2 separate regions of the Homo sapiens genome follow, and region 2 is linked to region 1. Evidence: read pairs that join two places in POLR2A ChIA-PET (ENCODE). Cell type or tissue: PC-3. All regions are shown on one strand. Each heading gives the region's core, and the rest is flanking DNA. Links, peaks and the distances in the headings are about the cores only.

Region 1 (12,849 bases), core at 1,499-9,498:
GTGAGTCATATATATGTTTTTTTGAAATCCTAATAGCCACATATTTTAAAAGAGTAAGAAGAAACAGATGAAATTGTAATATATTATTAGATGCAGTGTATCTAAAACATTATCATTTCAACATGTAATCTGTATAAAAATTATTGAGATATTTTAAACTTTTCCATACTACATGTTTGAAACCCAGCATGTATTTTACACTTACAAAACATCTCAATTTGGACTAGCCATATTTCAAGTGCCCAGTAGCTACACATCACTAGTGGTTACCATCCTGGGCAGCCCAGCTCTATATTACCCAGAGATATTTTGGGATGAGGCTTCTACGAATCTTAGAAGCCCTTTCATCCAGTTGAGAGTCTACTCAGAACTTCCTAAAGTCCTTTAGAGGCCTTAATACAGGATTTCATAGCCACACTCTAGATTAATCTTTACCCTGAAACCATTTTTTACTTTGAGAATCCTTTGCCAGCTGGAGAAAATGGAAATGAGGAACAGTCTTACATTCTAATCCAGCAAGTCCTGGGACCTGCTCATTTCCTCTATGTTGTGCTTGCAAACTAAATGATTCCTTCTTTAATTCATCCGTCTTTCTTCTATACCTTATCAGGCAGTGTTAAAAATAAAAACAAAAAACTATTTTAGCATTTTGTGTAGAAATAGCATTAGCCAGACCCATAAGCGTATCAGGTACAGTTTTTGCTTTACAAGTTACCACAGGAAATTATTTTGCTGATTGTTTCAAAAATATGGGTTTCCCTTTTTCCAGACTCCAGAAATAATTTCCTCTCTGCTCTTTCAGCCTCTGCCCACCATGTGGTCCCAAAGCCAATGCCACATATTTTAATTTTTGTTTTGTGGCAGCACTCCACTCACCAATTTTTGTTTTCATTGCAGAGTAACAAGTGATTCCGACGCTTAGTGACTTAAAACAATAATTTGTTATTTCTCATGATTCCATGGGTTGCCTGTCTAGCTTAATTGCTACTGGTATTACCTGGGCTTATGCACGTGGCTGCCTTCAGCTGGAAGATCAACAGGGGCCTGGGCTTAGCTGGGACAGCTGGGCCTCTCTCTGTCCATCTGCTCTTTCATCCTTCAGGAGGCTAGACTTTCTCATGTGGTGGTGGCAGTGTTCTGAGAGTACAGTACAAGCTTCAACAGGCAAGCATTTATCGAGCTTCTAACCATGATCACATCTACTCATTCCATCCACGTGACGAAACCCGGCATCGCATGGGAGGAAACTACACAAGGGCATGGATCCTGGGAGGCATGATGAGTTGGGGAATAATTAATGTAAAATCTACCACTAGATCTCATAGGTATTTTATGTATTACATAAGATATTTGTATCTAAAGCACTTTTTAGCACAGTCCTACTGCACTGCAATTTGCCCAAGGTCCCACAAAGAGTGACTGAATTTGGTTCCAATGTTGCTTTTACTTCACATTTGGAAAGATTCCACCCATGCTTGCTCAATCTAACAAGAAACAGAGTTGAGCAGATGGGACAGGTTTCCTGGCAGAGGTGTGACTTGGAATTCCACTGCAGTTTTCAATACAGTTACTTCTCACACAGAGAGACCTCACAGGATCCCTTGCAATAGATAACGTTCAATAAACACATGTTTCTTGATGCTCCTTTTGTTCCAGAGAGGAACCTTGCCCTCCTTTAGCGGAGATGTTGACTCTCAGCAACGACAGCTGAGCCTGTAGTTTTTCTCTGTTCACAGTTGTCACCTGGCCTTTCATTAATATACAAGAGAAAGCAGAGAAAGAGTAATTGAGGTATGAATGGCCCAATTTTCTTTTCTATATTTCATGCTAAAACTTCTGTGGTTTTGATAGATTTCCAATTTAAAGGAAATTGGCTAACACTTATTCAGAACTTTTGTGTTAAGTGTGAGACATTGTATAAAAGCTTCAACTACATTAACTTATTTAATCCTTAAAGCAGTCTGTTTTACAGATGAGGAAATAAAGCACAGAGAAACTAGGTAACAGCCCAAGGTCACACAGCAAATAAGACGTGGAGTAGGGGCCTGACCCCAGGCAGCCCAGCTCCGAGGTCCATGTTTCTAATCACTGTCCCACAGCTGTCTACATACAGGGAAAGCAAAGAGACCATGAAATCAGAGAAAAGCAAAGTGTGGAGTATAGCAGAAATCAGAGCAACAGTCTGATGCTGCATATATTCTTTTCAGGTATTCGGTCCTTGGGTGATCTGTATAAACTCTTTTAGGACTCTAATTTCTTTTGGTCACTTGGTTTCCCAATTCGGCACATGGGTTGGGAGGTATTTTTTTTTCTTAATTTGTCTCATTTGATTCTTATGTCTGAACTGAGCTTGTTAAATTGAAAATATTCTCATGAGTTATGGAAATAATGGCTTGGTGGCCCTGAACCCTGGCTAGAGAGGGTGCCATGTCTTGGAAGACCTCAGCAGGGCTCCTGCTAACGTGGTGGAGAACACATAGTTTAGCTCCTGCTACATCAAGACTTACGATTTTGCGAAGGTGCCAAGTTTGCATGCAGGGTGACAAAAAGAAGCAGCTCACATTCACAATTAAGTCTTTTAAAATCTGCCCAAATGTTGCCGGAGCTGCATTTTAAAGCGTTTTGGCAGTTACATATTTTGGGAGATGATGGGGGAAATGTTAGAGATGTAAACGAATGTGGAAGTAGTGTAAAGATAGTGTGTATGTAGGCCGGGCGTGGTGGCTTACACCTGTAATTCCAGCACTTTGAGGGTCCAAGGTGGGCGGATCATGAGGTCAGGAGTTTGAGACCAGCTTGACCTACATGGTGAAACCCTGTCTCTACTAAAAATACACAAATTAGCCAGGCGTGGTGGCACGCGTCTGTAATCCCAGCTACTCAGGAGGCTGAGGCAGGACAATCGCTTGAACCCTGGAAGCGGAGGTGGCAGTGAGCCAAGATCGTGCTCCAGCCTGGGCGACACTGCACTCCAGCCTGGGCGACAGAGTGAGACTCTGTCTCAAAAAAAAAAAGATAGAAAAAGATAGTGTGTATGTAAAGAGAAAGTTTTGAATGAAGCAAGATCTGTGCTACTCACTCATTTTTAGATTAGTTTTTGTATGTGTGGACACAGAAAGACCTGAATCATTAATGTGTCTTCAGTTAACAGAAAAAGATTTAGGAAGTTAAGGAACCCTGAAGGCCATAGAAGATTATATATATGTACATATATACATATGTGTGTGTGTGTGTGTATATACACACATACATATAATGGGTGTGAGTCACATGTAGCTTAAGTATCTTGAGTTGGAAGCCCATACGGTGAGCAGTACAGTGAGTTGTTTCTAAATTAATTTCTATGGCAATTGTCAATGATCTCAAAAATGTTGGCCTAAATTAGGAAGCAGATTTGATCTTTGATACTGCAGGGATTTTGCCATGAATAGTTATGGGAAACTTGCCAGCTTATCAGGGTGGATTGGCATTAAGAAAGCTGGTGCTCAGACAGCTTCCCTGTTCCTCCTTCCTAGCATAAATCATTTCCTCTACTCCAAAACTCTAACAATTGGGCTTAGAATTATACTATGCACTGAATAAGAAATTGGAAACAGAAGTTCAGAATCTCTCCATGCCCTGTTTCCTCCTGACTTGCTGCTTCATTTGGGGTGTTATGTCATTTTCTTTGTTCTTCAACTTTTATTTTAAGTTCAGAAGTACTTGTGCAGGATGTGCAGGTTTGTTGCATAGGTAAATGTGTGCCATGGTGGTTTGCTGCACAGATCATCCCGTCACCTAGGTATTAAGCCCAGCATCCATAAACTATGCTTCCTGATGCTCTCCCTCCCCCAACCAACCCCTCCCAACAGGCCCCAGTGTGTTGTTTCCCCACCATGTGCCCATGCATTCTCATTATTCAGCTCCCACTTGTAAGTGAGAACATGCGGTGTTTGGTTATCTATTTCTGTGTTAGTTTGCTGAGGATAATGGCTTTCAGCTCCATCCAGGTCCTTGCAAAGGACATGATTCTGTTCCTTTTTATGGCTCCATAGTATTCCATGGTGTATATGTACCACATTTTCTTTATCCAGTCTATAACTGATGGGCATTTAGGTTGATTCCATGCCTTTGCTACTGTGAATAGTACCACAATGAACCAACGCATGCATGTTTCTTTATAATAAAACAATATATATATATATCCTTTTGGATATATACCCAGTAATGGGATTGCTGGGTCAAATGGTATTTCTGCCTCTGGGTCTTTGAGGAATCACAACACTGTCTTCCACAATGGTTGAACTAATTTCCACTTCTACCAACTGTGTAAAAGTGTTCCTTTTAATCTGCAACCTTGCCAGCATCTGTTGTTTTTTGACTGTTTAATAATAGCTGTTCTGACTGGCATGAGATGGTATTTCATTGTGGTTCTGATTTGCATTTCTCAAATGCTCAGTGATGTTGATCTTCTATTCATATACTTGTTGGCCACATGTATGTCTTCTTTTCAGAAGTGTCTGTTCATGTCCTTTGCCCACTCTTTAATAGGGTTGTTTTTTTCTTGTAACTTTAAGTTTCTTAAAATAGCTGGATATTAGACCTTCAAAATTTTTTCCCATTCTGTAGATTGTCTGTTCACTCTGATTATAGTTTATTTTGCTGTACAGAAGCTCTTTAGATTAATTAGATTCTATTTGTCAATTTTTGCTGCGGTTGCAATTGCTTTTGGCATTTTCGTCATGAAATCTTTGCCTGTGTCTGTGTCCTGAATGGTATTGCCTAGATTTCCTTCTAGAGCTTTTATAGTTTTGGGTTTTACATTTAAGTCTTTATTCCATCTTGAGTTAGTTTTTGTATATGGTGTAAGGAAGGAGTCCAGTTTCAATTTTCTGCATATGGCTAGCCAGCTCTCCCAGCACCATTCATTAAATAGGGAGTCTTTTCCCCATTGTTTGTTTCTGTTAGGTTTGTTGAAGATCATATGATTATAGGTGTCTGGTTTTTATTTCTGAGTTCTCTATTCGTTCCATTGGTCTATGTGTCTGCTCTTGTACAAGTACCATGCTGTTTTGGTTACTGTAGCCTTGTAGTATAGTTTGAAGTTGGGTAACATGATGACTCCAGCTTTCTTCTTCTTGCTTATGATTGTCTTGGGTATTCAGGCTCTTTTTTGGTTCCATATGATTTTTAAATAGATTTTTCCAATTATGTGAAGAATGTCAATGGTAGCTTAATGGGAATAGCAGTGATTATATAAATTACTTTGGGCAGTATGGCCATATTCACAATATTGATTCTTCTATCTATGAGCATGGAATGTTTTTCCATTTGTTTGTGTCCTCTCTGATTTCTTTGAGCAGTGGTTTTAGTTCTCCTTGAAGAGGTCCTTCACATCTCTTGTTAGCTGTATTCCTAGGTATTTTATTCTCTTTGTAGCAGTTGTGAATGGGAGTTCATTCATGATTTGGCTCTCTGCTCACCTATTATTGGTATATAGGAATGCTAGTGATTTTTGCACATTGATTTTGTATACTGATAGTTTGCTGAAGTTGCTTATCAGCTTAAGAAGCTTTTGGGCTGAGACAATGGGATTTTCTAGATATAGAATCATATCATCTGCAAACAAAGATAATTTGGCTTCCTCTCTTCCTATTTGAATACTCTTTGTTTCCTTTTCTTGTCTGATTGCCCTGGCCAGAACTTCCAATACTATGTTGAATAGGAGTGGTGAGAGGGGGCATTTTTGTCTTGTACTGGTTTTCAAGGGGAGTGCTTCTAGCTTTTGCCCATTCAGTATGATATTGGCTGTGGGTTTGTAATATATGGCTCTTATTATTTTGAGGTATGTTCCTTCAATACCTAGTTTATTGAGAGTTTTTAACATGAAGGGATGTTGAATTTTATCAAATGCCTTTTCTATTAGGTGCCTATTCTAAATAGGCATCTATTGAGATAATCATGTGCTTTTGTCTTTAGATCTGTTTATGTAACTAATCACTTTTATTGATTTGCACATGTTGAACCAACCTTGCATCCCGGGGATGAAGCCAACTTGATTGTGGTGGATAAGCTTTTTAACATGCTGCTGGATTCGGTTTGCCAGTATTTTATTGAGGATTTTTGCATTGATGTTCATCAAGGATATTGGGCTGAAGTTTTTTGTTTTTTTTTTTTGTATCTCTGCTGGGTTTTATTATCAGGATGATGCTGGCTTCATAGAATGAATTAAGGAGGAGTTTCTCCTTTTCAATTTATTAGAATAGTTTCAGTAGAAATGGTACCAGCTCTTCTTTGTACGTTTGGTAGAATTCAGCTGTAAATCTGTTTGGTTTTGGGTTTTTTTTTGGGGGGGGGTTTGATAAGCTATTTATTACTACCTCAATTTCAGAAATCATTATTGGTCTATTCAGGGATTCAATTTCTTCCTGGTTCAATCTTGGGAGGGTGTATGTGTCCAGGAATGTATCCACTTCTTCTAGATTTTCTGGTTTATGTCATAGAGGTGTTTATAGTATCTTCTAGTGGTTGTTTGTATTTCCGGGGGTCAGTGGTGATATCCCCCTTACCATTTCTGATTGTGTTTATTTTATTCTTCTTTATTAGTCTAGCTAGGTTTCTAGCTTTCTGTTTGTTTTTCTTTTAACAGTCAGGCTACTCTACCATAGGGCTGCTGTGGTTTGCTGGGGTCAGCTCCAGACCCTAGTTGCCTTGGTTTTTACCATATCTGGAGATGTCACCAGTGAAGGCTGTGAAACAGCAAAGATGGCAGCCAGTTCCTTCCTCTGGAAGCTCTGTACTGGGGCGTACTGACCTGTTTCCAGCCTGAACGCACCTGTAGGAGGTGGCTAGAGACCCCTGTTGGGAGGTCTCACCCAGTCAGGAGAAACGGGGTCAGGCACTTGCTTGAAGAAGCAGTCTGGTTACTTTTTGGTAGAGCAGGTGTGTACTTTTTTTGTGCTGGCTGGAGATGTGAGCAAGGGACAGCTCTCAGCTTCATTTTTCAGTCGCTGACACAGCAGCTCATCTCCAGACCAGGAAATCCTTATTCTGGCCTGACTAGAAATTGCTCCTTTTCTTTTAACCCTGTCTACTTTTCTCACCGGACCTCTTCAGATCCTCTTTCTCTGGTGGGTTAAATCAGATCCTGCTACTGCTACCTGGTAACACAGCTCTGTCTGGGCCCAGAGAATCAAATGGGTACTATCAACCACACAGGCTGCTCCAGAACAACTGCATTCCATGTTGTGGCACAGCAGGCATGAGTCTGTGATGAAGGCATCACACTCACCCAAAGAACAGAGTGGGCTACAGTTGCTTAAGTTTATTTTACAGTGTTTCTGTTTAAATTTAGACAGCAGCTGCCTGTCCTTTCAGTTGAGCTCTTCCCATCATAGCAGAGAAGCCAGCCAGCCAACAGCATGGCACAGCGCCATGCTCCTATTCCTTCTCAGGTCCTAGGCTTACATCTGGCCCTTGGGAAAGACCTCAGGTGAAGAGCTATCTTAGGCCTCACTGTCCAGTTAGGAATTGTTCCTTGGGTGGCTTACACATCTCCAATGGGGAAGCAGAATCTTCTACCCAGAGGTAGGGCTGGATGGTGCATTGTTGTTAGGACTTGAGAGAACTAAGAAAGGCTTTCTGTCCCCCGAATATTCTCCCAGAAACTTTTCACACTATTTAGGAATAATTTATTTGTGTTAACAAATAATCTTTATTTATTTTTAAACTTTTTTTAGAGACAGGGTCTCCTTATGTTGCCTAGGTTGGTCTCAAACTCCTGACCTCAAGCAATCTCTCACCTCAGCCTCCCAACAAATACCCTTTTAGAAATGTTTATTATTTATACCTAAAAATAGGTTGCTTGTTTATCGAATTTTTACATGAATTGTAAAACAAACTGGGCACTTCCTAGAGAAGGGAAAGGGGCTCACATGTCAGGGACAAGGACAAAGAGGTTGTCTAGAATAACAGGGTATCATGCTTGGATGGAGGGGTGGTGGGGTAGGGGAAGAGCTTTTGGCAATCAGTATGTGGATTCTGAGTACCAGTGACTCCTACATCTGTATTCACAGTCCCAGATTCTCTCCAGAGTCCAAAATCCATATTTATAATTTCCCTTTCAATAGATCCATCTAAAGTCCAATGGGCACCTTAAATGCAGCATGTTTCTAAACCTAAATGCATCCTTTCTTCTTTTTTGCCCATACTCACACCTTTTCTCTAATCCAAGCCTTTTTGAATGTCCCCCCTCGACTCGATCACCCTTTCCAGAGGTTTTATCTCATACATTTCTCTGCTCTAACCCCGCACTGCCCATGGCTTCTTTCTGGCTCTCAGTTTCTTCACACAGCCAATTGCAAATGACCTTTTTATTGGTCTTTCTCCCTTCATCTCCCTGTTTCTACTTTATTTCCTCTTCCATATTACTGCCAAAATTAACCATCTGAACACAAATCTGATCACCATTCTCCTCCAAAAACGCTTCCTGTAACAATCTGCCATAGCTACAGAATAAAGTCTAAACTCTGTAGTACACTACACAGAGCCTGTCTCCATCTAGCCACTCCCCCATGTCCACCACTGGAACACAGGCTTTGGTGACACTGCTTATGCTCTTTCCTCTGCATGAAATGGCCTTTTCCTATTCTACTCCTTTCTTCACCATTCCATCAGATCTAGCCTTCTCTGCAAAGCTCTCACCATTCCATCAGATCTAGCATAAATATTGCCTTCTCTGCAAAGCTCTCTCTAGCTTCCCCAGGCCTCCCTCTCAGCGCCCAGAACATTTTATACAGTACAGCTCCTATAGTTGGAGCACTAATGTTTGGCAAGTGTCTGCACACAGGAAGTGCTCAATTAATGTTTACTATTAAATGAAGAGGATACTGGCGAAAAGAGGCTCCAAGAGATTACAGAAGGTGCCAGAGGGAGAAGAGAAAACAGTGAACAAGTTAAAACAGCAAATGAGCTATGCCATACACAATCATCAGACTGGAAGAGATTAAAAAGACTCATAGTGCCCAGTGTTGAGGGTGAAGGAGGAAAATGGGTGTTTTCATTTGCTGCTGGATGCTTGGTATCCTGATTGAGACTGTGTAGGGAAATTTTGACAACATGCCCTTAAAGAAGATGACAGGATTTGACCCAGCACTTCCATTTTAAAGAATTCCCCTTAAGGGAATGATCTGAGCAGCATTTGGTGATATTTATATAAAGATACCTGTTTATATCAATAACCTAGTGACAGCTGAAACATCTAACTACAGGCAGTTGACTAAATAAACCACAGCACATTTTTACCTTAGACTATTAAACAGCCATTAAAAGTGACAATATGGATCTATAATTATTAACATGGAAGGATAATATTTGTGATGCATCGTAGAATGAAAAAAGCTGGTTATAAAAATGTGCATATACTATGATCTCACTTAAAAATATTAGCATTAAACAATCATGAGGAATGTGTATTATAATGTTAATTGTGCTTGTTCCCAGTTGATGGTTTCTTTACACCGTTCTATATTTTCTGAATTTTTGAAATGATTAGAATTGGTTGTATAGACACACACACACACACACACACACACACACACACACACACACACACACACACACTGCAATAAGGCTATTTCCACTAGGAGAAAGAGCAGGGAAAGCAGCCTTAGCTACGGTCGGCTAACCCTGACTTCTGGTTCCCATTGTCATAGCAGCTGCAGGGCATCCTGGCTGGTGTGGACACTGAAAGCAGCAGAGTCCTCACAACCCAGGGGGAGCCCAGTTGAGGAAAGGCTGAGCATTGCAGTGGTGACAATGCTAAGTGAAGATCCAGCAGTGTGGCAGCAACATGTGCTTCCAGATCATTCCCCAAAAGGCATGAGTCCCATGCCTTTTCTGTTAATATCCAAGCTAGCTCAGAATCCACTGGAGGATATCTGGAAGACACTAGGAGCTAAATTAGGTAGAGACCCTGAATAATTCATGGCCACAGACCTTTTCAAAATTCTACTATAGGGGAAAATCATCTTTAAAAGTCTCCGTATCAGGAATTCCAGTCTGGCTGAGCTAAATAAAACCTAGTGGGGAAGCTGGCAGTAGCTTCTGAAGCGGAGGACCTCCTCCTCTTTCCCCTCTCCCTTCCCCACTAATGTGTTTTAGTTCATAGAGTGCCTGCTGATTTCCAGTTCCATTAGAAGTACTCCAGAGTGAGTGTTTGTTGAAAACACAACCCAGGGGAGCTGAAAAGGCTTGGCTGGGCATTGCAGTGGTGACAATGCTAAGTGAGGATTCAGCAAATGTGGTGGCAACAATTGCCTCCTGATCATTCCCCAAACCCACAGGATGGCTTGATCACACCTCTGGGCCAGGCAGGAAGTCAGGAGACCCTATTTTCTTGGTGCTGGAGAACAGGGATGCTCTGCCTTCCAGAATGCTCCGGGCAGCTTGAAATGGCATGATCCCTTACCTGATTGTGGGAGCCCCCTCATCCTTTGCTGTGCCTCCCCCTGCTACTGAGCGTGCCCACTCAGGCTCCATCGCAGACCCTGCAGCCAGCTACTCCCCTCTTCAGCCCCTCAGTCCTCCCTGCAGCTGCTAAAGTGGCCTTGGCCCGGGCAATGAGCACCCCCCAGCCTGTCCCGTGCTCGCAGCCACCTCTCCCGCTGGGTGACCCCATCCGGCCCTGCCTGTTGCTACTCTCCATGTCCTTCCCCCACCCACGGAGTGCTCCCTCCTCTCGGCTGCCCATACTCATAAATCTAGAAGGCCCCAGAGGCCGGCACTGGCAGCAATTTAGCCAGAGTCTGTCCCCAGAGCAAATTGTCTGGGAGCTCTGCCAGCTTCTGAAGAAAATCTGCTTTGTGAACAGGGGAAGAAGCCTCTTTTATACTTTCTGCTAATCACGTTATTTACATAAGAGAGCCCCGTGTGTTTCCTTCCTTTCCCACAAGTCCTCACACTCAAGCCCCTGCTTGTCCTGGAGCCTTGAGGAGACAAGAGCAAGACGTGAACAGGTGGTCGACTATTGTTCAAAATATGGAGGAAACGTAAAATACATGTCCTGAAAACTCATTCAGTTTCTCAAAAGGCTAAGGCATTTTATTAAACACATTTTCTTAGTAAGGAGAAAAACAAGGCTGTAGCCCGACTGGAAAATTTACTGCGGCCCATCCTGAGCACTCCCCTCTCTTCACAAAACAAATAGTCATATGAATTGTGTCTTAAAAAGCAAACTATAATTACAGTCTCTTGCCTATAAGCTTGATTTCTCTGTGATGTTTCTAAGCTAATTTGATGTTCTCTGCCTTGACTTGTCCTTTCACTTGTGGCCTTTCACTCTCTTCCCACCCTTTTCTTCAAACGCTGGTCTTTTCCTGTTTCTTTCCTTCCCAGACTCCCTACCTCAAAAGCCAATGGAGTCCAACAGATCAAGAATGACTATGAATGACTGAGGCTTATATGTTTTAAAAAACATGGTGAAAAAGTCAAGCTTAGGTGAGGGATATCCTTCAAGTCATGAGTTCAAGAAGTTATGCCTTAACATCACTGCTCACCATCATTCAAAACATTTATACAAGGCCTCCCTTGGAATTGCCCTGAGGGGTGGTTTACAAGACACACAAGAAAAATCAATCTTGATACTTTAATTTTGTCCCCACTTGGTTACATTTCTTCTTCATCAGACTTGGCTCTAAATGACAAATCCTAAATGAAAACGAGTCATAGCCAGGTGCAGTGGCTCACGCCTGTAATCCCAGCACTTTGGGAGGCCGAGGCTGGCGGATCACGAGGTCAGGTGATCGAGACCATCCTGCCTAACACGGTGAAACCCCATCTGTACTAAAAAAATACAAAAAAATTTAGCCAGGCGTAGTGGCAGATGCCTGTAGTCCCAGCTACTCGGGAGGCTGAGGCAGGAGAATGGCGTGAACCCAGGAGGCGGAGCTTGCAGTGAGCGGAGATTGCGCCACTACACTCCAGCCTGGGCGACAGTGCGAGACTCCGTCTCAAAAAACAAAACAAAACAAAACAAAACAAAACAAAACAAAAGTCACTCTAGCAGGACAAAGGTTTGCCACCAGTAACAATGCACATATATGTATATACTTTATTTATGTATTTATTTTGAGATGGAGTCTCACTCTGTCTCCCAGGCTAGAGTGCAGTGGTGCGATCTCGGCTCACTACAACCTCCGCCTCCTGGGTTCAAGCGATTCTCCTGCCTCAGCCTTTTGGGTAGCTGGGATTACAGGCACCTGCCACCACGCCCGGCTAATTTTTGTATTTTGGTAGAGATGGGATTTTGCCATGTTGGCCAAGCTGCTCTGGAACTCCTGGCCTCAGGTGATCCACCCGTCTTGGTCTCCCAAAGTGCTGGGATTTCAGGCATTAGCCACTGCCCTGCGCGTACGTGTATATACTTTAAATAAGCCCTGAGGACAATCCCAATGGAGGCGGTCCAAGATTATTTTGTGAAAACAGGGCAATCTTCCCTTCAGGCCTAGCACCCTAGGGCAGCCATTTTGGAGGAAAACATTTCAGTTGGATGTCTAAATTCAGAAAAGTTGTATGTTGTTTATTTTTCATCCATCTTGTTGCCATGGAGGGAGGCAGTTGTGGCATGTGATGTGCACTAATATTTATGGAGTGTCTCCTACAATGAGCCCAGCTCTGAGCTGAGCATTTGGTGTGCAATAACTCATTTATTCTCCCAGCAACTCTGTGAGAAAGCAGAGGCTTTAAGAGGCAGATAACTTGAGCAAGGTTACACAAGGAGGGAGTAGCAGACCCAGGAATTAGATCCATTTTGCTGACTCTAAGGCCCCGTTTACCAACTCATCCACCTGAGTTCACCTGTTCATGCCTCCC
Region 2 (12,849 bases), core at 3,311-11,310, 54 kb before region 1:
GTACATAGAGCTCTTCTTAGAACTATAGAATTTCAGAAAAACATTTAAAAAATCTTGTTGTGGGAATAATATAATGATGCAAAATTCCTTTGAAAATTACTGTAAATATGCAGTGACATTAAATGTGCTTGAAAATTATATACTACTTAATGACATAATTAATCTTTTATATCTGTTAACCGAGATGAATACAAAAATATGCTGTCTTCTTTATTCAAACACCTGAAAAGTCAAGTTTCTTGACAAGCCTTACAGGCTTGTTATCATCCGTGTGTGTGCTCAAAACTTCGTACCATCAGACAGCCCAGGGGAGTGCCAGCAGTTGCAGTGTAAGGACCGTTTTTATCTAGCTTATTCTGTGAAGCACATTAAATGTTTCTCATATATTTCAAAATCTTAAAAGCATTTGTGGATGACAGTGACTTTAACAATTCTGAGAGTAGAAAGTGCTCAGTGGTTTTGAGCATTGGGGGATTCAATCTAGGTTAGGGATCCCTTCTCCCCTCCTCCGCTCTCTCTTGTCCTTTCTTTGCCTCCCTAATCTTCCCTCCTCCTTTCTCTTTCTCTTCTCTCCTTTCCTTTCTCTTCTCTCATTCTCTTTCTCTCACATATACACATGTACTCCCACCCCTCTTTTTTCGAAGGTTTTAAATTCCATCCCTTGATGAATAATTTTAGTAATTGCCCAGTGATAGTGCTAATTAAATTAGACCTCCAGAGGGAAGGCTACTCTTGAGTCTAAATGGCCTTGTGAGTTTTCCTATCTCTACTTCTATTCTAGCAAACTTCTAGAAAGCCTCTGCCTTGCTTGTCTTTAGTTTTACTATCTTCTGCTTATTAAGTATTTATCTCTTACCCTGCTCCCCACATATTATAAGCTCCTCAGGGCAGAAACTATGCCTTTTAAATGGATGCTATTCTAGTGACTACTCAGGAAATGTTTGTTGACATATTTGACATGTTGAGTCTCCCAGGTCTATGGCTGCTAATGAGACATTGCTGGTCACTTCTTCCTCCTCTTGGGCAGCCCCCTTTAGGATAACTATATGCCAGACCTCTTTAGTATAACCATTTTGGTACAAAACATGTTGAAGCTTTATGTTCCATTCCACCTCAGAAGAACAGCAAGAAAACAAACAGAGTGACGTACCATTTTCTCAAGAAACCATGGAGTGCAAAATAGCAGAAATCACCAGTGCCTGGCCTTATGCCTGCATGCTTTCTGAGCTTGGATTCCTGGTGCATAAATCACTGCATGACTCTGGCTTCCCCATACTTGAGGTTGTGAAGGCACCAGGATGGGGAAAAACCCTGCAGGATTTTAATCTTACGTGCATCATCCATAGGCTTCTCCCCCTTCTTGCCACTACTGGCTCAGGACACACACATAGTTCAATGAAATAAAACATATTTGTTCCCTATCTTTCAAACAGTCTTTTCCAATCTAATGTATCAAAGACATTCAAAAGTTTGAGCAAAGGCTGTTCTTTCTCTGACTTTGTTTCATCATGGGCAAGTCTGCTAAGGAAAACAGCACATGCTAGCCAGAAGAACTTGAAAAAGTCCAAGATGTATAGATTTCTCATTTCTGTCCCCAAAATCTTTCTATTTATATTCTCTGAGTGTCAAAATGGATATGACTCAGCTGTGATCCACCAAAAGATGAGGCAGCGTGTTAATTCAACCCTCACTCTCTCTATCAGCATATGGCAAGGTTTATGGCTGCCAAAAAATGCACAAGCTCTTGCCCCCAAATATGAATGAGCAAAACACCCTGTGCTTTATGAAACCAAAGGCTGCATCTCCACCAGCTTGCACTGGATATGCAGTCTTTCTGGGCCTGACCGGGCTGAAGGTACAAATGATGCACAGGATGAGGAGTTGGTCTTTCCCATGCGGGGTTTGTGCCATACTCTTCTCTCTGAAAGTCTGCCTTGCTGCAGCCTCCATCCCCATCTTCCAAGAGAAATCGTACAAAAGATCTCTCTCCCCAAGTCCTTCTGAAGTAGTCTCTCCTTTAAAAAACAACCAGGACATTGTTTCCTGAGCATTTGCCAGGAATGCCAGAACAAGGCTTATCTCCACCAATAGAGAAATAACAAACATCATTCCTTTTCAGAAAACATGGCATGTATACATGCATATTTGGGGTAAAGGTAGGGAGAATGAATTATCCCTTTCAAGCAAGTTGTGAGTTTTTTTTTTTTTTTCCTCTCGTTGTCCAGGCTGGAGTGCAATGGTGCAATCTTGGCTCACTGCAACCTCCACCTCCCAGGTTCAAGTGATTCTTCCGCTTCAGCCTCCCAAGTAGCTGGGATTACAGGCAACTGACACCAAGCCTGGCTAATTTTTGTATTTTTAGTTGAGACAGGGTTTTGCCATGTTGACCAGGCTGGTCTCGAACTCCTGACCTTAGGTGATCCACCCGCCTTGGCCTCCCAAAGTGCCGGGATTACAGGCGTGAGCCACCACGCCCAGCAGTGGGTTTTTATCTAACAGAGTAAGTTTTTCCTGGTGAGTGCTGGCCCCACTGGCAAGAGGCTTAATGGTAATTTTGTTGCCATCAGATGCTGAGATTAGCTCCTGAGCTTTGTCTCTTGAGGACTACCTGGGTCTGGGAGGTGAAGATGAGAACTGGCATGTGGTTGCGCTGAGAGTTGTTTGTACAGGGTTGCCATGATATGAAACTGGGGTTACACTGCCATTCATTTTTTTCTCTCCTGTTTTCCCTGGACAGTCTGTAACGAATCCATTGTTAGCAATGTGTGTGTTCAGTCGTTTAGTAAAATTCCAGCCTATTCTTGTGGTGCTGATGAAAACTGAGAGAGAGCAAGGGAATTTGGACTTCTGACTCATCTCTTTTAAGCACTTTGAAGGCTCTGTCTGCCTTGAATGGTGATGGCAGGTGAGGTCGAGAGCCAGCTTCTTCTTGGCTCTGGCAAGAAGTCACGGAGCCCTATACCCTTAGAGTTTTATTCTTCAGATGTCTAAATTGTTTTTCTAAACTGCTTTAGCGAGAAACCCTGTGCAACTGATAGGGGGCGGAGGCATCTGTGTGCTTGAGAGCTCCTTGTTGTCGATGTTGGTGTCTAGAGAACCCACATCCCAGTCCATTCCCATCTGGCCCGAGATGAAGCAGCTCCTCAGAGCTGTTCCTTTTAAGTTCTTCCCCCACCTCCTACCTAATGCACTGTACTTGAAAACTTATTCAATGATATAATACTATAATGATCATTGAAATGCCTCAGGAGCCTGGAAATGGCTCAACTTTGATCAACTATTAATTTTTTTATTTGTTCAATGGACCCAGGAAGAAAGAGAGGGTCTGCTGCCATCCAGTTGACCACCAAAACCTCAGTGAATCTTGGCATAGATTTGCTCCCTGCCAAGAGAAGCTGGACTATTGCCTGAAGCAGCAAGAGATGAATGGTTCCTTCTGTAGGTCCTGGCATGAAAACATCTCATTGTTCTATCCTGGTCTATAGGGGCTGCGACTGGGCCCCCCTCAGAGACCTCAAGCACACCAGCCTCCAGGAGAGTCGCCTGCCAGCTTCCCAAGTCTGAAGAGAACATTCCTCCCTCTTTCCTGATGTCATCAAAGCCAGTGGTTGGGTCTGGGTTGAGGAGTCTCGGTTTTTCCTCTTTTGTGACCTCAAAAATAAGTCCCCAGGTTTCCTAGTCCATGAGAAGAAGAGTGGAAGAAAAACCCCTGAAACAGAAGTGCAATTTTTTTTTTTTTTACAAACAAATCTCCATGATCATAAAGTTATACAATGTTAAAGCTAGATGATCAAGTAGCCAAACCGCCTGGCTTTGCAGTTGAGGAAACTGAGGTCCAAAAGGATTAGGAGACATGCTTAAAGATTTGATACCTGCTAACACCTCATCAGAGACACCTTACAATATCAAATGTAATAGGGAAAAAGTGAGAAAAGAATACCTTCCTAAGTGACATCATCTCCCCAAGTGCTACTCATCTTTGTGCCCTCAGCAGTTAGCACAGAGAAGGCTCTGTAAATGCTTTCAATGAGTATGAAAAAGTACCTAGCACAAGACTGTCTTATGTTGTAATTTTGCGTTTACCCATAATTAGCTCAATAAATATGTATTAAATTATTATGACAGCTAATGCTTCTTGCGTATACTACATAGCATGTTACATACCAGGTATTTTGCATGTATTGTAGGTATTTGCATACCTGTGTTGTAGATAACATCACTATCTCCGTTTCACAAATAAGGAGGCAGAAGCGTCGAGAGGTTTGGTACTTACCACTGTCACAGAACTGACAGTGATGGAGTTAAGATTCAAGCTCAGGGTGACTGGCTGCAGAGCCCATTCTTAGCTTCTACACTGTCTTGCAGAAATTAGTTGTATGCCTAGCACTGTGCTGGAGTTGTAGAAGATAGTCAGTTTTCTTAAGAAGTTTACATTTTCTGGGAAAAACATGATCTGCATCGCAGCAGAGCTTTGAGCTGGGGCAGTGGTAGAAGGAACCAGAGGAGTGACCGCGATGGTTTTCCCTGTGTTCTGGCTTCTCCTTTTCATCTTTGGGAAAATTTACCCTATAAATACTGAGAAAGTAGAGATAAGCTTGAAGATTCATAAGAGACTGCTGCTGCCCAAGAGTATATGAGGGAGCAAAGAAGGAAAATACATTGGCCCCAGAGGAGGGTAGTCCTTCTCTCTTGTGTAGACACACACACACACACACACACACACGGAAGTTGAGGTTGCCTGTATTGGGTTCTGGATTTCATAGTTTTCTAAGTCAGTCACACGTCCAGAGAAAGATGAGTTGGATGATTTGGAAACCAGACAATATGGTTGTCATTTTAGTTATTCTTTCAGAAGTAATTTAGTGAATGTCCATCATGTAGCCACTAGTACTCCAGACCTTGTGAATATTGGCAATGATCAATAAGAAATGGTCTTTGCCCTCAAGGTACTCTTGTGCATCACTAGTGAAGTTTACAGTGCAGTGAAATAAAACCTGTGATTGGGGTGAGGGCAGGTACTTTGCCAAATCCTGACCATATTAAAATGATTAGGGTGCAGTCATTTAAGGGGAAGACTGAAGCTCTTTTCCTTGGAGAAGACAGACATAGGAAGAAATGAGAGTTGACATCTTGGAGAGGAGATCCATCATGACGACCTAGGCTGTGAGCCTCTAGGTCCTGGGAGAGCTTGGGCAGGATGGGGATGGGCTTTGGTCACAGATGTTGTACAGGAAATTCCACAATGGCTGTGAGGAAGTACTGAATGACCTCAAAGATTCTTGGAGACTTCAATACTTTATAATACTCTGTCCCGATATGAGTGGGCAAATGCAGGCAGAGGTGTAGGACTCACAAGGAATCCTTTACAGCTCCTAACTCCTTGCATTTCCATGGCATGGAGTAGAAAAGCGTAAATGAGCAGAGGGCCTGCAGGGGTGCGGGGAGCAACAGCAAGGCCACTCTGGGGTGCGGGGAGATGTGGAGGGACTTGTAAAATGGTGTTTGACCTTCTCAGGCTTAGAATTCTACTAGGTCCCTGATGCCCTTGGAAAACACATTGATTGAATTCTGGAAGAGCTTTATCAGCCTTGAAGCTCCCATTTAGCTTACCTGTGTGCTGCCTGCTCCACTCATGGGAATCAGTGTTCTTCTATACAGTCCAGTGCACAAGCCTGAACACCAGGAAGACGTCGTACTTATGGGATGCAGTTATCAGAGGCATTCTATTGCCTGAACATACCATAGTATGTCCATGTGGACCTCTAGGCCTTTGCTCAGACTGCACCATCTGGAGCACCTCCCCTCAGGGCAGCAGTTACAAATGTGCAGACTGTGCCTTATGTAAGGCCACCAAGCTGAAGAGTCTGGAAGAATTGGCGTCTCGCCTACAGCCCACACTCTGGGCACCTTGGGTGGAACTGTGTTGGATTTGAGGTAGAGCCTTTTCCTCATTTAAACAAAGGGATCCTACCACTGGCTGCAGTCCTGTCTCCTCACTCCCCAGCTGTCTCAATCCTACTCACATCTGTTCCATTCCCCACCCCTCAACACCACCATCCATGCACGATTAATGCTCCTCCCTTAGCTTTCTCAAAGCACCTTACTTATAACTTTAAATCCCTATCATGGCCAAAATTATTTTCTTATTGCTTTGACGTCATATGATTCTAGCTTGGCAGTTATGTACTGTCTTGAAGATACTACTCCCCTGTCTTTTCTGGCTTAATGCTATCACAGAGAAGCTTGTATTGTTCTAATTGCTATTCCTTTGTAGGAAATGTGTCTTTTCTCTTTGGATACTTTTAAGATAATCTCTGTGTTTGGTGTTCACAGTCTCACCATGATGGATTGTTTGCAAATTTCCTTGTAGTTAATATATTTGGGATTTTTTGGAATTCCTAATGTTTGAGAAATCCTCAGTTATTATCTCTTTGAATATTATTTCTTGATCATTCTCTTTATCATCTCCTTCTGGATTTCCAATTATATAGATAGCATTCATTCTTACTGTATTCTCCATATGTCTTTAACCATTATAGCAAATATTTCCATTGCTTTATCTGTCTGGGTTGCATTCTGGATAATTTATTTGCATTCATGTTCCAGTTCACTAATCTATATTTAGGTGTGCATGTGTCTAATTCCATACATTAAAGTTGTAAGCTCCTTACAGTGAGGGACTGCATCTATTTCATCTTGGTTTCATGACTAGTACACAGCCGGTGATAAATAGTGTTTGCTGAAATGAATTTGTTGGCATGTCTGAGAAGCAATTGTTAAGCTGATCTTCCTGTGTAATCCGAGGTAGAAATATATGCTGAAATATAAGTTAGTTACCCATTGGCAAGGAAAGAGGGACCATGGTCATTTAGCGCTTACAGTAATGGCATATGGAACTGGTTGGCTTGTACTGCTCTGTCTGTAGTTCAAGGGCAGGTTAGGTCAGGCAGAAGCATGTGACACGTGTGTTCAAAAACCATGGCCAAGCCAGGGTCTCTCTTCTTCAAATAAAACTCCTAAATACCATCCCACTTATGCAATAAAACTTGGGGCAGGAAATGAAACATTTGAATTGGATACCTCCCCCAGCTCGTCGTGGGTATAATCTTGACATTCTCTCTCACTTAAAAATGCATGAAGGAAGGTTACCACCAAGGAAAAGGAGTTTGGTAAGCCTCAAAAAGCTTGTTCAGACTAGTCATGGTACCTCATCTCAGGCACCAGGTAAATGGGACAAGGGTAGGCAAACAATGCCTGCAGTCTGCCTTTAGAAAAACCTGATGCTGCTTGTAATCATGCAGCCCATCATGTTTCATTAAAATAGAGATTCATCTCTGCTGTTGTTACAGAGCAGATGTCTGACCCTCAGTTGCTGTACCCAGCTGCTGGTGGCCACAGTCATGCACAGGCAGGGTCACAGTCCAGAAAAGATATGCATGACTTCAGAGGGAGTTTCCTGGAGTGTTTTTGGCAAGAGGGAAAGGGATAGTGGGAAGGCCAAGCTCTCCCTGTGGCAGTCAGTGTCTGGCATTTAGCCATTCTTCAGTGGGAGGTTCTTCAGGAGAAACATGAAAATCAGTCTTCAGGGTAGTTCAACAAAAGAGCATGGTGGTGATTTTGAGATTCCACCCAATGAGAAAGGAATCTCAGTGCACAGTGGATTTTCCCATCACAGCTTATGGGATTATCAGGCTAATCTGCACCTTCTCTTGTCTGTCAGTGCTGCTGCAGAACAGTTCCAAAGCCACAAAGAAGGAGCTGGCCCACTGTTCCAGAGAAGGCCATCTGAAACAGCAGGAGGCCCTGGAGTCCCTCTTTGGCAATTCTGAATTGAGTATGTTGGGTGGTATCTGTAGTGATCCCAAAGAGTGTCACCAAATTCTCTCAATTAAATTAATTTTAATTAACTTTATTATTAATAAAAAATTATCAAAAAGCATATAGTAGCAGTATCTGATAGAGCCAAACATTCAAGAGTGACTGTGGAAGCCTGGAAGTCAGGAAGCTTGGCTGAATTAAATCCAATAAAACACAAACCCACAGCTGATGGTTCCTGGGTCCCACAGGAACCCCCCAGCTCTTGGGTCCACATAGGGGAACAGATGGCAGCACCAGTAGGTCATACTCTGATTTCCTCTGCCTAGAAATCTGCTCCTTTATCACAGCTGGGGATTTCAGCTATTCCTGATGGCAGCGATTTCCATCTGGGCCTGTGGTGAAAAATAAACTTTTCCTGAACCATTAAAATTCATAAAGCTGTTAACAGTTAAGATGTAAAAAGCTCTTGAGATGTCTCTGTGCATGTGATTGTTGTCTGTTTACTGTGAAAACAATCATACCTGTGGCAAAAATTCAATATACTTATAAAATTGAATCTCTCGTGTCAAGATCCTGTGACTTACTGCCACAGAGGTAAGAAGAAAATGAGATAGCAGTGAGGAAAGTGCTAGTTTGAAGATGATAATATCACTACCATCTTCTCTTAGAGCTCTTCAGGGAAAATGTAGGAAAGAAAATTTAAGATAAAATTCTTTGAGTTTCAAAAATTGAGGATAGGAATTACAGCATGAAAATTTAGATATTAGATAGAAATCTAGACAGAAAACCAGACCAGAATTTTTTGGGCAGTGTGGGTTTCTTGTTTACCCTAAACATTCTGGGGCAACCAAGTTGGTCTCTAAACCATCAGTTCACTATTTAAGGAAAAACAAATGCCTAGAAGCTCTTCCAAATGAAGCTCATTCAAAAGATTCTGCCAGCAGTTCCCCACCAGGGTCGAGGAGAGATGCAGGCTCCCAGTGAGATGTGGGCTAAGATGGTAACAGGTGCTCTCTCATGAGGTCAGCTACCACACAAAATAGGAATCTAACGTTTCCAGATATTTAGTTTTCTCAAGAGAATCTAGAATTTGGGATTTTTGTATGAGATCTCATGATTTTTAAACATTGATATATAAAAAAATAAAAAGCCATCATTTGGGCCAAACAAACCATGACTATGGGCTAGATTTGACCTGCTGGCCATCAGTTTGCACCTCAAATAGATAGATAAATTCCACAAATGTTTGTTGAGGTCTGTTTTATGCCAGGCATTGTCCTAGATGCTATGGACACAGAGGCAAGGAGAATGCTGTGTGTACTCCTGTGAACTTGGCAGCCCAGAGGAAAAGACTGACCTGTAAGGAGATCATCTGAGTGCACTGTGGAGGGTGATTTGGGTAACAGCTAACCCACCTGCAGAGTGGGCATGTCACAGAAGACCTCCTGCAGGTAATGACGTGGAGGAGTTGAGTCTTGAACCTCAGTTGAATCTTGAGGAATTTACCAGGTGACAAAGGGAGATGAGATAGAGATAGGACATGCCAGGAAAAGGTCACAGCAAGAGCTGAGGATAAGCAGTCTGGCCTGTGTAGATACCTACATAAAGCTCAATGCATGACACAGGTGAGGCCAGGGATAGGTGGACCATTGATATAGTTTGATATTTGTTCCTCCAAATCTCATGTTGAAATTTGATCCTCAATGTTGGAGGTGAGGCCTAGTGGGAGGTATATGGGTCGTGGGGACAGATATCTCATGAAGGGCTTTGTGCCATCCCAGCAGCAATGACTGAATTCTCACTCTATGCATATGTATATATATGTATGATAGAGTCTTGGTCTGTTACCCAGGCTGGAGTGCAGTGGTGTGAAGTCAGCTCACTGCAGCCTACACCTCTTGGGTTCAATTGATTCTCCTGCCTCAACCTCGCAAGCAGCTGAGACTTCAGACATGTGCCACCATGCCTGGGTAATTTTTTTTGTATATTTTTTTAGTAGACACAGGATTTTGCCATGTTGGCCAGGCTGGTCTTTAACTCCTGACCTCAAGTGATCTGCCCACCTCAGCCTCCCAAAGTGCTGGAGTTACAGGCGTGAGCCATCACACTTGGTCTCTCACTCTATTTAGTTCGCACAAGAGCTAATTGTTTAAAAGAGCTTGGCACCTCCCCCACTTCCTCTCTTGCCATGTGATGCCAGCTCCACTTTTCCTTTTGCCATGACTGGGATCTTCCTGAGGTCTTAACCAGAAGCAGATGCTTGTGCCATTTTTCCCGTACAACCTGCAGAATGGTGAGTTAAATAAATCTCTTTTCTTTATAAACTGCCCAGCTTTGGGTATCCCTTTATAGCAATGCAAAACAGATTAAGACACCCGTGGAGGACTTTGACATATCAACTTGTTTGGGCTTTATCCCAAGCAATGGGATGCCCATGGAATGCTTTAAGCAGGGCAGAGATGGGGTGAGATTGGTGTTTTAAAACTATTCTTTCAGCAGTTGAATACAGCATACATTGAAAAGGGATGAAAACTGACAGTAGAGAGAATACTCAGCAGGCTAGGGTAGCAAAACTGGCAAGAGATGATCAGAGCATGAGCGAGGGTTGGAAAGAAAAATGGGAATTTAATAACTATTTAGGAAATTAAATTAGCTGGACAGGCAGATGGAAGAAGAGGATGAAGGGGGCCGAGTCAAAGGTGACTAAGGTTCTAGGCCCAATGATGAGTGGATGGTGGCTAGAGAGACCATCTCCATTTGCCTGGATTGTGACAGTTTTAAGATTGAGAGTCCCACATCCTCAGAAGCCCTTCAGTCCTGGGAAAATGGGAATGGTTGGTCACTCTAGTGATGGTTTTCAAACTAACATGAGGAATAGTAGAAGAAGCTGTAAGTTTGGGATGTTGAGGAGATAATAAGTTTGATTTGGAGCATATTGACTGAGGTGCCAGTGGGCAACTAAGTTAGGATATCAAGAAGGCACTTGGAATGAGTCTATAGCTCAAGAACAGGAGGACTTTGACTTGGATAGAGTATATTTGGGAGCCACCAGCATAAACAGAAGTGGGTTAAGTCACCCAAGGAGTAGCATAAAAAGAGAAGTGAATCAAGAATTAAATGCTGCAGAATGAAACATTGGAAACTTCCATGTTTAAGGAGCATATCTAGAAAGAAGGGCCAGTGGAACAGGCTGAGATGGAACAGTCAGAGTGTAAGAAGGAAAGGCTGAAGACAGGGTGTTAGAAGGCATACGAGTAGAGTGTCTCAAAGCATGAGCAGTCATTAGGGTCAACGGCAAGGAAGATGTCCAGTACTTTGAGGAGAGAAGACGATGTCTCATCATCGGTAATCTTTGCAGAAACCCTCTCAGTGGTTTGATTGTGGGAGCCAGGTTGCTTCCAGGGAGAACGGAATGTGACTTGAGAAAATGGAGACAGTGAGTTCAGTCTAATCATCTGAGAAGCTTGAGGAAAAGGGAACAAGAGAGATAAAGCAAGAACCTGATGACCATGTAAAGTTAAGGGGCAGTAATTTAAGATGAGTGAGAACTGAACAAGCTTATAAACTGACAGGAAAAGCTGGTAAAAAAAAAAATAGAGAATTAAAGATGTGGTGCCCAAGAGAGGTGATTAATGCATCAGGGACCCTGGGGAGATAAAATGATAAGAGATGGATTCAAAACCAGAGAGGAGGATGTTGGCTTTGAGTCGGGGGCTGGCAGGGAGGATCCAACATACTCTGGGACTGTGGGAGGGAGGACAGGTTAGGGTGAGGTAGGGGAAGGAGCAAGAACAGCCTGAAATGGGAAGCTGTGAAGCAAAGAGCTGTGGTTAATGTCAGGCGGAGAAGACTGAGAAATGAGGAGATATTGATGGAAATGGTGGACATGAAGACACCCTCAGCCGCTACTTTTAAGAAGAATGATAATAGTCCAAGATTCAGAGTACTTTAAGGTACAGTGGATATACAGTTTTTGGAAAACTTTAGTAAATAGATATTTTGGAAGTGACTGACTGCATGCTATTTGATTGAGGGGATTATCAAATTATTCTCTTTAGAATTGAAGGACCTAAGTGATTAGCTTTGTCTCACACATGCATGCACACATACATACACGCATATGTGTGCACACACACAGACACACTCACCCCTTATATGTAAACAAGGTACAACCTGCTCAGACTCCAAAACAGGCATTAAAATACTAAAAGTATTGCTTTTAGACACAGTTAGGCTTGTTTTTAGACACAGTTAGTTTTTGCTAGGTGGGAGGCTGGTGTATAAATACAGAAAGGCAACGTCAAGCCATTTTTTTCCAATTAAAATTGTATACTCAGTTAGGTTGAGTTTAGAAATCACAGAGGAGCCATTCAAAGCCCACTGGAGACACATGCTTTAAGAGGAAATTACCAAAGGCGATGAAGCAGGGCTCTGCTCCGTGCCAGTCAGTGGGTGAAGCCACAGCAGCACAATGCCTACCAGAGAGAGCCGATGCCCCGCCAGCAGCCAGCAGGGAGGCCTCTATACGCTGCCTCCGTGAGTCATTCATTGAGAACAGCCTAATGCCTCCCTTGGCACAGGGAAATGCCATGGCATTTCATTAGCTCTGCTTATTTTGGTCAACAACTAGGAGCGGAGCCACGTACACAATGCTTTCCAGGGTATGTACTTTACCTTCTGGCTTTTAAAATGTTTTTAAACATAACTTTGCTCTGGCATAAAAGCAATGTATGTCCTTTGTAAACATTTTGGTCAATGCAGAAAAAATAGAACAAAGACCAAATTACCACTTCAGTGTCAACCACAGTTAACATTTTGGTGCATTTCCTTCTTGCCTTTCCTATGATGGGTTTCAGGATGAAGAGGACTGAGCTCTTCCCTCCTGAGAAGAGCAGATAATTCCAGGACAGGAAAAATTTCCTGGCAGATGAACCAAAATATCTGAGTTTGAATCACAGTCCCACCACTGCTTAGCCTATGGGTTTGGCAGCTGCCAACCTTCCTGAGGCTGCTTCCTGGTTTATGAGATGT

What was found. ChIA-PET counts read pairs that join two places held together with the same protein. Peaks named below come from ENCODE experiments on the same cell type or tissue, not always from the same donor. Only the 100,000 strongest peaks of a DNase experiment are listed, where the experiment ranks them.
Region 2: POLR2A ChIA-PET joins it to region 1 with 16 read pairs; 4 of 35 experiments call an interaction of 5 or more read pairs at or near these places.

What each region holds. Positions count from the first base shown.
Region 1 is chr14:51,497,538-51,510,386 of GRCh38, forward strand. The region is part of intron 2 of FRMD6-AS2 (FRMD6 antisense RNA 2); the gene reads right to left. It also overlaps a transcript of FRMD6 not described here. Among named protein-coding and RNA genes, the nearest start is that of FRMD6-AS2, 96 kb to the right of the region's middle. In PC-3, for the core only: no CTCF peak of the experiment used is centred there; no DNase peak of the experiment used is centred there.
Region 2 is chr14:51,441,749-51,454,597 of GRCh38, forward strand. FRMD6-AS2 (FRMD6 antisense RNA 2) reads right to left here. Exons shown (of 3, transcript NR_051990.1): 3 at 12,764-12,849. It also overlaps a transcript of FRMD6 not described here. Among named protein-coding and RNA genes, the nearest start is that of LINC02310, 51 kb to the left of the region's middle. In PC-3, for the core only: no CTCF peak of the experiment used is centred there; no DNase peak of the experiment used is centred there; H3K27ac peaks cover 494 bases.